2 separate regions of the Mus musculus genome follow, and region 2 is linked to region 1. Evidence: chromatin loops called from intact Hi-C (ENCODE). Cell type or tissue: heart. All regions are shown on one strand.

Evidence for each region. Hi-C counts contacts between places; a loop is a spot of excess contacts. Peaks named below come from ENCODE experiments on the same cell type or tissue, not always from the same donor. Only the 100,000 strongest peaks of a DNase experiment are listed, where the experiment ranks them.
Region 2: a loop joins it to region 1, with 4 times the contacts of the local background. A loop is called at or near these places in 15 of 42 quality-filtered maps.

What each region holds. Positions count from the first base shown.
Region 1 is chr14:45,991,781-45,996,780 of GRCm38, forward strand. No RefSeq gene overlaps it. Among named protein-coding and RNA genes, the nearest start is that of Gm34499, 230 kb to the right of the region's middle. In heart, a CTCF peak has its summit at 2,071 (motif pointing right); DNase peaks (open chromatin) are centred at 411 and 2,081; H3K27ac peaks cover 794 bases.
Region 2 is chr14:46,700,098-46,705,097 of GRCm38, forward strand. No RefSeq gene overlaps it. Among named protein-coding and RNA genes, the nearest start is that of D330046F09Rik, 29 kb to the left of the region's middle. In heart, a CTCF peak has its summit at 2,885; DNase peaks (open chromatin) are centred at 2,964 and 4,324; H3K4me3 peaks cover 713 bases; H3K27ac peaks cover 1,289 bases.

The DNA.
Region 1 (5,000 bases):
ACTAAAGGATTCGCCTTTATTTGGCAACCACAGAAGTGTCCTCTAACCTTCAAACCCTGGATGGAGGGAGACCGACAAAGCATTCCTTGCTGGCTCCTGCTTTGAACACACTGGACTCTTGAAGGAATTTTGGGCAGAACAGCTTCTAGAAGGTCCTTTCACCTGCTTCTCAAGCTACATTGAGAACCCCCCCTATCCCAGTCCCAGTTCTCCAACCAAAGCCCAAGTCTACAGACTTCATCTATTTCTCCACGGCAGGAATTGGAGAACAGCAAGATTTTTGAGAACTGCCACGTCCTGCCCTCAGGCGGACACCCTGACCTTGTGAAGTTCAAGTGAGGAGTCTGCTCGAGGGGGAGGTCTTTCACTGACAAGCAAGCTGAGGGCCTGAGACTGAGTGCCCGAGGGCTTGCATCCAGGACTGGTTACATAAGAGAACTTCCAAGAGAGGACAGAACATAGTTTTCAACAAATAAATAAGGCAAAAAGGCTGCACTCACCAGTGCCACAGCTGGGAAGCAACTGTGAGCAATGAATTTCTCATGCTAACAAATCCAAACTCTTCGGAAAACAGATGATGAACCCAGGGCCTGGCACTGGGACTCCTGGCAGAAGCTGCAAAGCTTCAGAGATGGAAGGGTATCTAGAGACGACGAGTTCACAAACACAGCTGAGGGCCAGCAACCTGCTTTCCTGCCCTGCCTGGCCTGGCCTGCCTGGGTGGGTCCCGTCCGTACAGGGTTTCTCCAGGAGGACCGCAGACGAAACACACCTTCATCTGCAGCCCACACACTCGAGAGAGAGAAATAATTAAACAGTTTTTCTTAACCTTCTGACCTCTTCATTTATTATCGCCATCCATTATGTGTACCTTCTCGAATCACAGAATCCCCAAACTGAGCTCTGGGGTCAAGGGTTTATTGTTTAATGGAGATAGAACATTTTGTAAATTGCACGGAGTCACAATGTTTATAATAGACGCTTCTGGTGTACTGAACCTCCCCATTTAACAAACAGTGAGCCTTGACATGTGTTCTTCCTACAGAGCAAAAATCCGGGGTAAGTGCAGTATTGGCATGAATGTGTTACCAAATCCTTCCTGTAAACCCAGTGACATCTGCAGTCAAATAAAAACATTCCTTTCCCCAAATACCAGGAAATGCTGAGAGGATCACTCATCTTCTAAGGTCATGCTTAAATGAAGTTCTGGCTTTGAGAACACACAGCGAGGATGAAGAGGGCCAAGAATTCTGTCCAGTACACATCGGCTGCTACAAGCCTTTGGGGACAACCTCTTGTTTCAACTATGAGCCCGTGTATGGAGAAGCTTTTCCTCGAGTTTAACCTTTGAATGAAAAATGTCAATATTTTAAGAAATGTCCCCACATTAAAAAAAAAATCCCTGTTGTCTTTAAAACAAAACAAAACAAAACAAAACAGAATTTGTCCTTTCAAGTCAGAAATGGATTTGCTTGAAATAAAGCAAACATCCACAAAAAGGTACCCCACCAAAATTACTCATGTATAAAATCCCTACAATTGAGCAAATATCAATATTTTTTAGTAAAGAAACTTCCTCAAAGGTTGGGAAAGTTGTGAAGAATCCTAAGAAGGACTGTGTTAGTCTAACAACTTAACCCTTTGTGTCAGAGAGAAAAAAGAACCGTCCATGTGCGTATTCTGTTCTTTGGGGAACTTTGTTTCGTGATGGTTACGTGCTACCATATGCAATAAAAATGTGACTGATGCAAACATTACAAAGAGTGACTTGCCATGAATTATTTGCATAACTTCTATCTCACAATTAAATAATTGGTTCATGGTCCAGGTTGTACTTAAAACTCTCAAAGGGGGGAAAAAAAAAGAAAGAAAGAAAAGAAAAGAAAGAAACCCACAGTTTTTACATTTTACATGTTTACTGCCTCGGGAAGATTTTCCAAAACAACCCTTAACCATAGTCATTCAGGCTTTTCTCACCTTCCTGAGTTTGAAAGAATCTTGTAGTAGTTAATGCTAGTTTAACACACTCCCTGGGTTGCTTTGATTGCAGCAAGTCGGGCCATATTTGATTAGCCAGCAGGTGTCACTGTGGGTTTGGGTGGCAACCCGACTGACCACAAAAAGAATGATGAGGAAGACAGGGAAAGAAATGAAATGTGAAAAGCAGGTTCTGAGAGGAAAAGCACAAGGCACTTATAAAATCTGTGGCCCCTCTCTTCAGCCTATCAAGAATTCTGTACCACTCTCATGCTGAGAGCCCCAGAAACATAATTCACATACATAAAGGAAGTGGATGCCTTCCATTACTGAAGTCAGCTTCAGTGTATATAAAATAGTGACAGAAATGAGTAAAGCTGAGAGATGAATTCTTGTAGCCTTTGCTTAATCGCTCAAGTCTTAGCTATGTATTTCATCTTTTTAAACCATAGAGATCATTGCTTTATCTCAGAAATGGTGACTGTCTTCCAGCTTTTTGGTAGGTTATAGACGCATGGCCCCGAATGAGGTCTTGGCTATCCCTAACCTCAGTGGGAAAATAAATTCCAGTGCTTCATTCACTGAAGGGGCATCTTGGGCCCTTCTTCCATCTTTATAGGATCTGGGTTACTCATTTGCAACAAAGCCAGCCTATCCATGCCATCCTCCTGAGTACATGGAATTTCTTCATAAATAAAATTTCAATTGGTAAAATTAACACATATTTCTTAAGAATGGTTGGCCATAAAACCTCCCTGAGCTGAGAGGAATTCACAGCTGGCCTAATTTGAACAACAGGCTGTAAATTTTATTTCTATTTTGGGTTGATAGATGAAAGCAGTTGTCTATGTTTGTGATACAGAAAGCAGGCAATTTGTTAAGGAAGATACAAGCTTGATTTCCCTGAATAAGGCTTAACACAGAGGCAAAACGTTTTACTGATTTGTAAAGAAAAACAAAGCCAAAATGTTTTAGAGATAAAGATGAAAGTTTCTGAGCTCTGGAAAAAGACTCTCATCTCAAACGGTCTAGCCCTCACCCTAGTCACCTCTCTCACATCATAGGCATTCATGTCACAGTACTATTGCACTGTAATAAGCCATAAAAACCCAAGAAGAATAAAAACAAAAACAATCTCAACTATGCTGTGAACATCCTGCAGTTGCTTTGGGGTGGGGAGTGTAGGATGTAGGATTGAGACAGGCTCTCATGATGTAGCCCAGGCTGGCCTCAAACTTGGAGTTCGTCTTCTTTAATCTAACTCATGCTGGCACTGCAGGTGTATACTACCATACCAAGGACACCTTGAGATTTCTACCTGATTTTAATTTACTTGTCTTCATGTAATTATTTCTTAATAACACAATATGTTGTTTAGGGCTGAGCCTAATTAACAAGGGAAATGCTAAAGTTTAGGAGCAGAAAATAAAAGGCTAGAGTGGTAGGTTTATAAACATGTTAAAGAGTTATTTACAAAGCATGCATACCAGGATACTATCTAGCTTAAGTCATTCATTCACAGAGACAGACTGCTCTATAGTAGGCTGTTTTGACTCTCAAGAGGCAGGGCTTACAACTCTCAATACAATTTCTATGGAAAATCCATATTTATCTATATCTCTACATCTATCTATCAATCACCTATCAATCTATCTCCTTTTTTTTCTATCTGGATGAGGCTATATTACTTACACATTAGAATGTACCATTCATATACTATATCTTGTTTGGGTCTCAGAAATTGAGACTCACTTTTTTACTTACAATGTCTGGTATAACATGTAGAAATCATAGCAACAGGTACTATGAGCAAAGAAGCAGCTGATGGGTGTGGAATAAAGAGTAAACAAAGGAGGAGAGATGTCAAGGAATACAAATATTTATCCAGGGTAATAGAGTGTCAACACAAATTTCTTTTCAATTAGATGCATACACCTGTGAGTAATGAGATCTTTGTCCATCACTTCATCTTTTGGAATCATGCCCATAATTTCCATGACAACGTCTTACACTATTAAGATAGTAGTGATCACAACTTCATCTCAGCCACTAACTAAGCCACTTTTGTATGCAGTGAGCACTATTGGCTCTTGATCACACGTGTACATAGAAGTGTGTGTGCGCTCATGAGCACAAATTTGTGCATCTTCCCAACTGGAGTCAACCTGTCTATAAGGCAAGAGTTGCACATTATGAGTTTCTTACCATTAAAACGTTTGTCTTGGTGCAAAGCATGCAGTGGAAGTTGAGTGAATCTGTTAATGAACGGAAATCACAAGGGCTACTTTTGTCTGGCAAGCTCTGGCAATGCTAAGTTTCTTTTATGTAGTTCATATAAATAATTCACTTCTTGTGGTTTCATATCCTGATGTGAAAATTATGCATTTACTGTGTTTTCATAGATATTAATGGTGGCTATTAAAATCAGAAATTGTTTCCAGGTTGGTGGTCTTTGGCCTGGGAGTGAGTGAAAAGAGACTTAAGGTAAATCTTAATTGTGGAAAGCATAAAACTCTATGCATTGCCTTGTTAAAGTTTCACGGTGTGCATGCATGGTTTTTCTACTTATTTCCCAAGGAACTGCAAAAAGACACTAGTCTTTCTCAACTACTTACTTTTTTTTTTTTTTTAAAAAAAAAAAGGAAAATAGAACATAAATGCATCGAAGCAATTTGTCTTCATGGGCCTTTCCCTTCTTGACATCAAATACCCCATTTAAAAGATGTATGTCAAAAACGGACCTGTAAATATGATGCCCTAATTTAAAAATTTAAGGAAGAAATATTATATTTATGCATCGGGTTTAGTTATTACCAGCCAAGTGGTATCATGTTTCTGTTGAGGAAAAATTTAGGGGCTATTTAAAGAATTACAGTATGAAGCAAATCAAATCACTACGTACAGGTCCTTTTTAAGGAGTGGGGGACAGTGTGAGGAAACTACGGAGAGAACTAATGTTTACGTATAATGATTTCATTATCATGTTTCTCCCCCTTTGTTTTCTCATCCAGGGTAAACAATGA
Region 2 (5,000 bases), 710 kb after region 1:
GCCCCACTCCAATATGGCTGCGCTAGGGATCACACTCGAAACAGTATGAGGCCTTGCAGTTATTTCAGAGAGAAGTGTAACAGCTGCTGACCTTCCCTCTGGCAAGCTGGAGCCTTGATGAATGCCACAAGCCAGCCTGCCTGCCTGCCTGCCTGCCTGCCTGCCTGCCTGCCTGCCTGCCTGCCTGCCTGCCTGCCTGCCTTCCATCACAGATCCTTAACCCAGAATTCACCAGCCATGGTACTGCACATGCTTACAGGAAGAACACCATGCAAATCTAGGGTCAACGTGAAGGGAAATGGGCCCACGTCTCAGCTTGGGGGGTCTAACTTTAAGTCTTAGGCAATCTGTTTTCTTCCTGTAAAACCTGGCAAACCCCACGATACTATTAGATTTACTTGCTCCCCAGTGCTCCCCTGCCTCTCTGCCCATCTCATTATGACCCAGTTTATCACGCTGCTGCATTATGGTAAGCTGCTGATGTAGCTGCCTCCCCTGCTGGGCCATGGGCTCTGCCAGGGCAAGGACTAAGCCTTATTTATCTGCTGTCTTGGAACCTACCATAGATGCTCAATAAAAGTGGAGAGAGAGCTAAGGAGGGCCTACGTCTGGCCCTGTGTTTTACAGTGGCCACTGAGGGAGGTGGTGAGCTGAATCCGGCTCTGGAACTTGTGGCTATCTATAATTCTTCTCTTGCTTAATGCACCTTGAGCAAGCACAGCCACGCACAGCCACGCACAGCCACGCACAGCCACGCACAGCCACGCACAGCCACGCACAGCCATGCACACATGTGGAAGAACTAACAGCACCCAAGCCAATTTGCAAAGCAGGGACTCTCAGAATTTGGGGTTTGTAAATTGGTATCCACTGAGTTCGGTGGCAACAAAGAATCCCCCAAACTATGCATTTTGCCAGTTAGGCAGACTCTTGGGATTGATCAACCATCAGCTGCACCTCCCTTTACAAACGGAAGGCCAAATGAAGAAAAATCTTTCCACGGGATCAATTTAGCTTTGGGAGAAACTAGCACGGAGAAGGGACGGTGTGATCAGAATGTACTATGTACAAGTGTGAAGTTGTCCAAGAATGAATTACGATAAGAACTGTGACAGCAGTGTTTGGTGTTATTTCAACTCACAGGTTGGCTGTAGTGTCCCATTCATGTTGTGGGGCCCAGAATTGGGGGAGCAATCTCAAATCACAGAACTCTTACTGAGTCTGAAACTGCTCTATCAGAATTTTGTGGAAAAATATACACACAAGTTGCCATGTTGACACTTTTTAAAGATAGGGTCTCATGTAGCTCAGGCTAGACTCAAATTTATTATGTACCCAAGGATGTCCTTGAACTTCCCATCCTTCTGCCGCTCCCTTGGGAGTGCTGGGAGTGCACCACCACTCCTGGTTTCGGTGGTGCTGAGAATCAAACAAGGGCCTTGGACATGCTAACTGGGTACTCAATCAAATGAGCCTCCTCCCCAGGCCTGTTTGAACCATTTTAAACGTGTGATCCAGTGGCAGTAAGTATATTTGAATGGTGCAGCCGCCACCCCTATTCATTTCTGGAACATTTTCACTTTCCCAAACTGAAACTCATTATTTAATAAATTGTAATCTCCGTGTTGGCCAGTTTTTATATCAGCTTGGCATAGTCTAGAGTTATCCAAGAAGGCAGGGACAATCGCCTGCGTAAGGCTGGGCTGTGGGCAAGTGGACATTTTCTTAATTAGTGATTGATGTGGGAGGGCCTGGTCTACTGTAGGTGGGGTACCCCTGGGCTGGTGGTCCTGGATGCTATAAGAATGCAGGCTGAGCAAGCCAGTAGACAGAACTCCTCCATGGCCTCTGCATCAGCTCCTGTCTCTAGATTCCTGCCCTATTTGAGTCTCCGCGCTGACTTCCCTCAGTGATGAACTGTAATAAGGAAGAATAAGCAAAATAACCCTTTCCTCCCCAAGTTGATTTTGGTCATGATGTTTATTTACACCACAGTAGTGACCCTAAGGTGATCTCCTGCCTTCCTCCCCCTATCTCCCGGGAGGCACTAATTTTTGTCTCTCCGTTTTACTATCCTAGCTACTTTTCAACAGCAGAACCGTCCATTATTTGCCTTTTTGTGACAGGCTTATTTCAGCTAGCATGAAGTTCAGTGATCCCATGTTATAGCACAACAGTTTGCAACTTGTGGTTTGAGACCCCTTTGTGGTTGAACGACCCTTTCCCAAGGGTCTCGAATCAATTATCCTATATATCAGGATATCACTCGAGTGCATGAAGGTTCTCTAGCCTAGCCCCACTGACGTTCAACATATAAAGCAAATACAGAACTGGACATCAATTTTGGGTTTCAACTATTCTCAGTGGTTCAGGCTTTCCCAACTCAATTCCATTCCATTCCTATTGTTATTTTGAATAGTATGTTTTTGTGAGTGTAGACATGTATATCCAGCCTTACATATCTGTGTAGTATAAGAACAATAACAACCAATAATAACAACCACAATGATAATAATAATAATAATAACAACAACAACAGGATATAAGCTGACCCTGGAATGCAGGAAGACAAAAGTGTCCCCTTAAGGGGGTTCTGCCTTTCTCTGAGAGGCAGAGCTTCTCACATGCCTCTACCTAACATGCCTCTCCTACCGTGAGGAGCAGTGGGACAGGGAGAATAAATTAGGTTTGCCTGGAGAGTGACCCTCAAATACAGAAAAGCGCCATGGCTCAGAGTAACAGCACAGAAAGCCTGAAAGTCTCCAGAGATTAAAACAGGGGGGGGGGGGGGCTGAGGTCAGATTGGAGTCTGAGTGGCACTTTCCTTTCGAGCTGCGACCTCTAGCGCTACTCTTGAGAATTACAGCTCTCCCTTTTCCCGAGGGGGCGCACTCTCTCCTGGTTCTAAGCCACACTGCAACCCTACCAGCCTGGGCATGCTCTCCCAGGGGAAAGCCAGAGAGCTGGCCTCTGGATCCCGAAGCAGGCACACCACCAGCCTCTTCCGAAGATTCGATCTGGGAGTCAAGCACACCGGACGCCTGAGATTTCACCATAGACCGATGGGACTGAAAAAAGTGCTGGCCCTGGCTTTCCATTCTTTGATCACCCCTACTGGCCAAGGGAGGCTCCTGCTGTGGGCACCTGATTGCTTCCCTTGTAGGGTCTGCTATGCTTAGGGCCACCCAGCTCCCCCAACAAGAATCAGAACACCCTGAAACAGGTGTCCGCTCTGTCAGAATCCTCCACCTGGTGGACGCGGCCAGAAAGTGCTTGCCCTGCAAGCGTGAGACCCTGCTGCTGTGTTCAGTCTCTAGTACCCACACAAAGGTGAAGAAAGGCTGGGATGGCCGTGAGTGCGGGAAAGGTGGACTTCTGTGGCTCACTGGCTGGTCAACCAGCCTACTTGACAAGTTCCAGGCCAGTGAAAGAACCTGTCTTGAAGAGGAAAAAAGAAAGGAGGGGACAGCACCTGAGGGTGTCCCCGCCCACCATACGCAATGTGTGGCCACATTAATATACACACTCCAAGAAAAAAAAATGTGACAGGCACAGTGACGTCCTGATACACTGGCCTCTCTCTCTCTCTCTCTCTCTCTCTCTCTCTCTCTCTCTCTCTCTCTCTCTCTCTTTGTTTTTTTGTTTGGTTGTTGTTGTTGTTGTTGTTGTTTCGAGACAGGGTTTCTCTGTATAGCCCTGGCTGTCCTGGAACTCACTCTGTAGACCAGGCTGGCCTCGAACTCAGAAATCCGCCTGCCTCTGCCTCCCCAGTGCTGGGACTAAGGGTTTGCACCACCACGCCCAGCTCATACAGTCCGACTGGTTTGGACCATATACTAAAATTCCAGAGACCGAAAAATGCACAACTGTCCAAAGCTGTCTTTCTACCCAGAAAAACGTACTTCCAAGAAAAGAGGAGAAAGCAAGAGAAACGTAGTTACGTGTCTTGTATTGATATTAACCAAAGTCAGTCTACTTCTGCTCGAAGGGAAGTGGGCCACAGAAAACCTTCATTTCACTCCCAACAGTTGAGGCTGATCAGCAGGCAGATTGAAAATTGAAGACCAGCCTGGATGTGGGGGTCAGGGAGCAGGCTGGAGTGGGGGGCTGGGGGGGGTGTACTCCTAGAAAAGAGACTCAAATGTTTAGAGATGAACACACAGCTGATCTCCAGCCCCAGTGCAGACACTGACCACAGACGTGGTACTTTCTGAGAGACCAGAAGCTCCAGGAGGATCTGACACAGGAGCTTGGCTAGGGAGCCTTTGCGCTTGCGCAAACTCTGTTGTTTAAATAGTGTCTCTTAGTCACCACTCCTGCGCTGGGTGCCAGGATTTAACAGCCCAGTGCGATCCTATCGCAAATTTCCTGGCCCTCCTCACTTTACCTCCGAAACCTGTTTTGGTGACTGATGCAGCCTTATCGGCCCCTTCTACCCTTCCGATTGTGGATCGGATCTCCTGCCCAGCATTCCTGTCTTCAGACTGGCTGGCTGGAGGCATTTCCCTTCCCTGCTCAACAAACTTGTTTTCTGGAGCCTGGAGGACAGGAGTGGGGGCAGGGAGGAGGAAGAGTAAGCTTTGTTGGTTTGTTTCTAACACAGGCTAAGATCATTGCTTTCTGGGAAGTTTCTAGATGTTTCTGGGTATCAAACTGTTTGTTTTCCAAGGTGAGTGTCCCGAAGTTAAGGTAATGTCAGCTGAATTATACAAAACAACTCTACCTCCCTAGAGAGAGCAGCCACCAAGAGAAACACGGTCCTTGCCTTTGAGCTTGTTGAGTAGGCAGGAAAGACAGCAGAAGTCTGCCAAACACACTTTGTTCTGTTTTCTTCAATTTCCCCCCCATCCAAAGCTTACTGGTTATGAAATATTAACCAGTAAGGTTATATAGTTTCCCCTTTAATCTCAGAAGCCAATTTCTGAGAACTACATTTTTTTTCTTGTGGTGGTGGTCTCAAACTTGTGACCCTCCCGTGCCAGCCTCCTGAATCATTCACC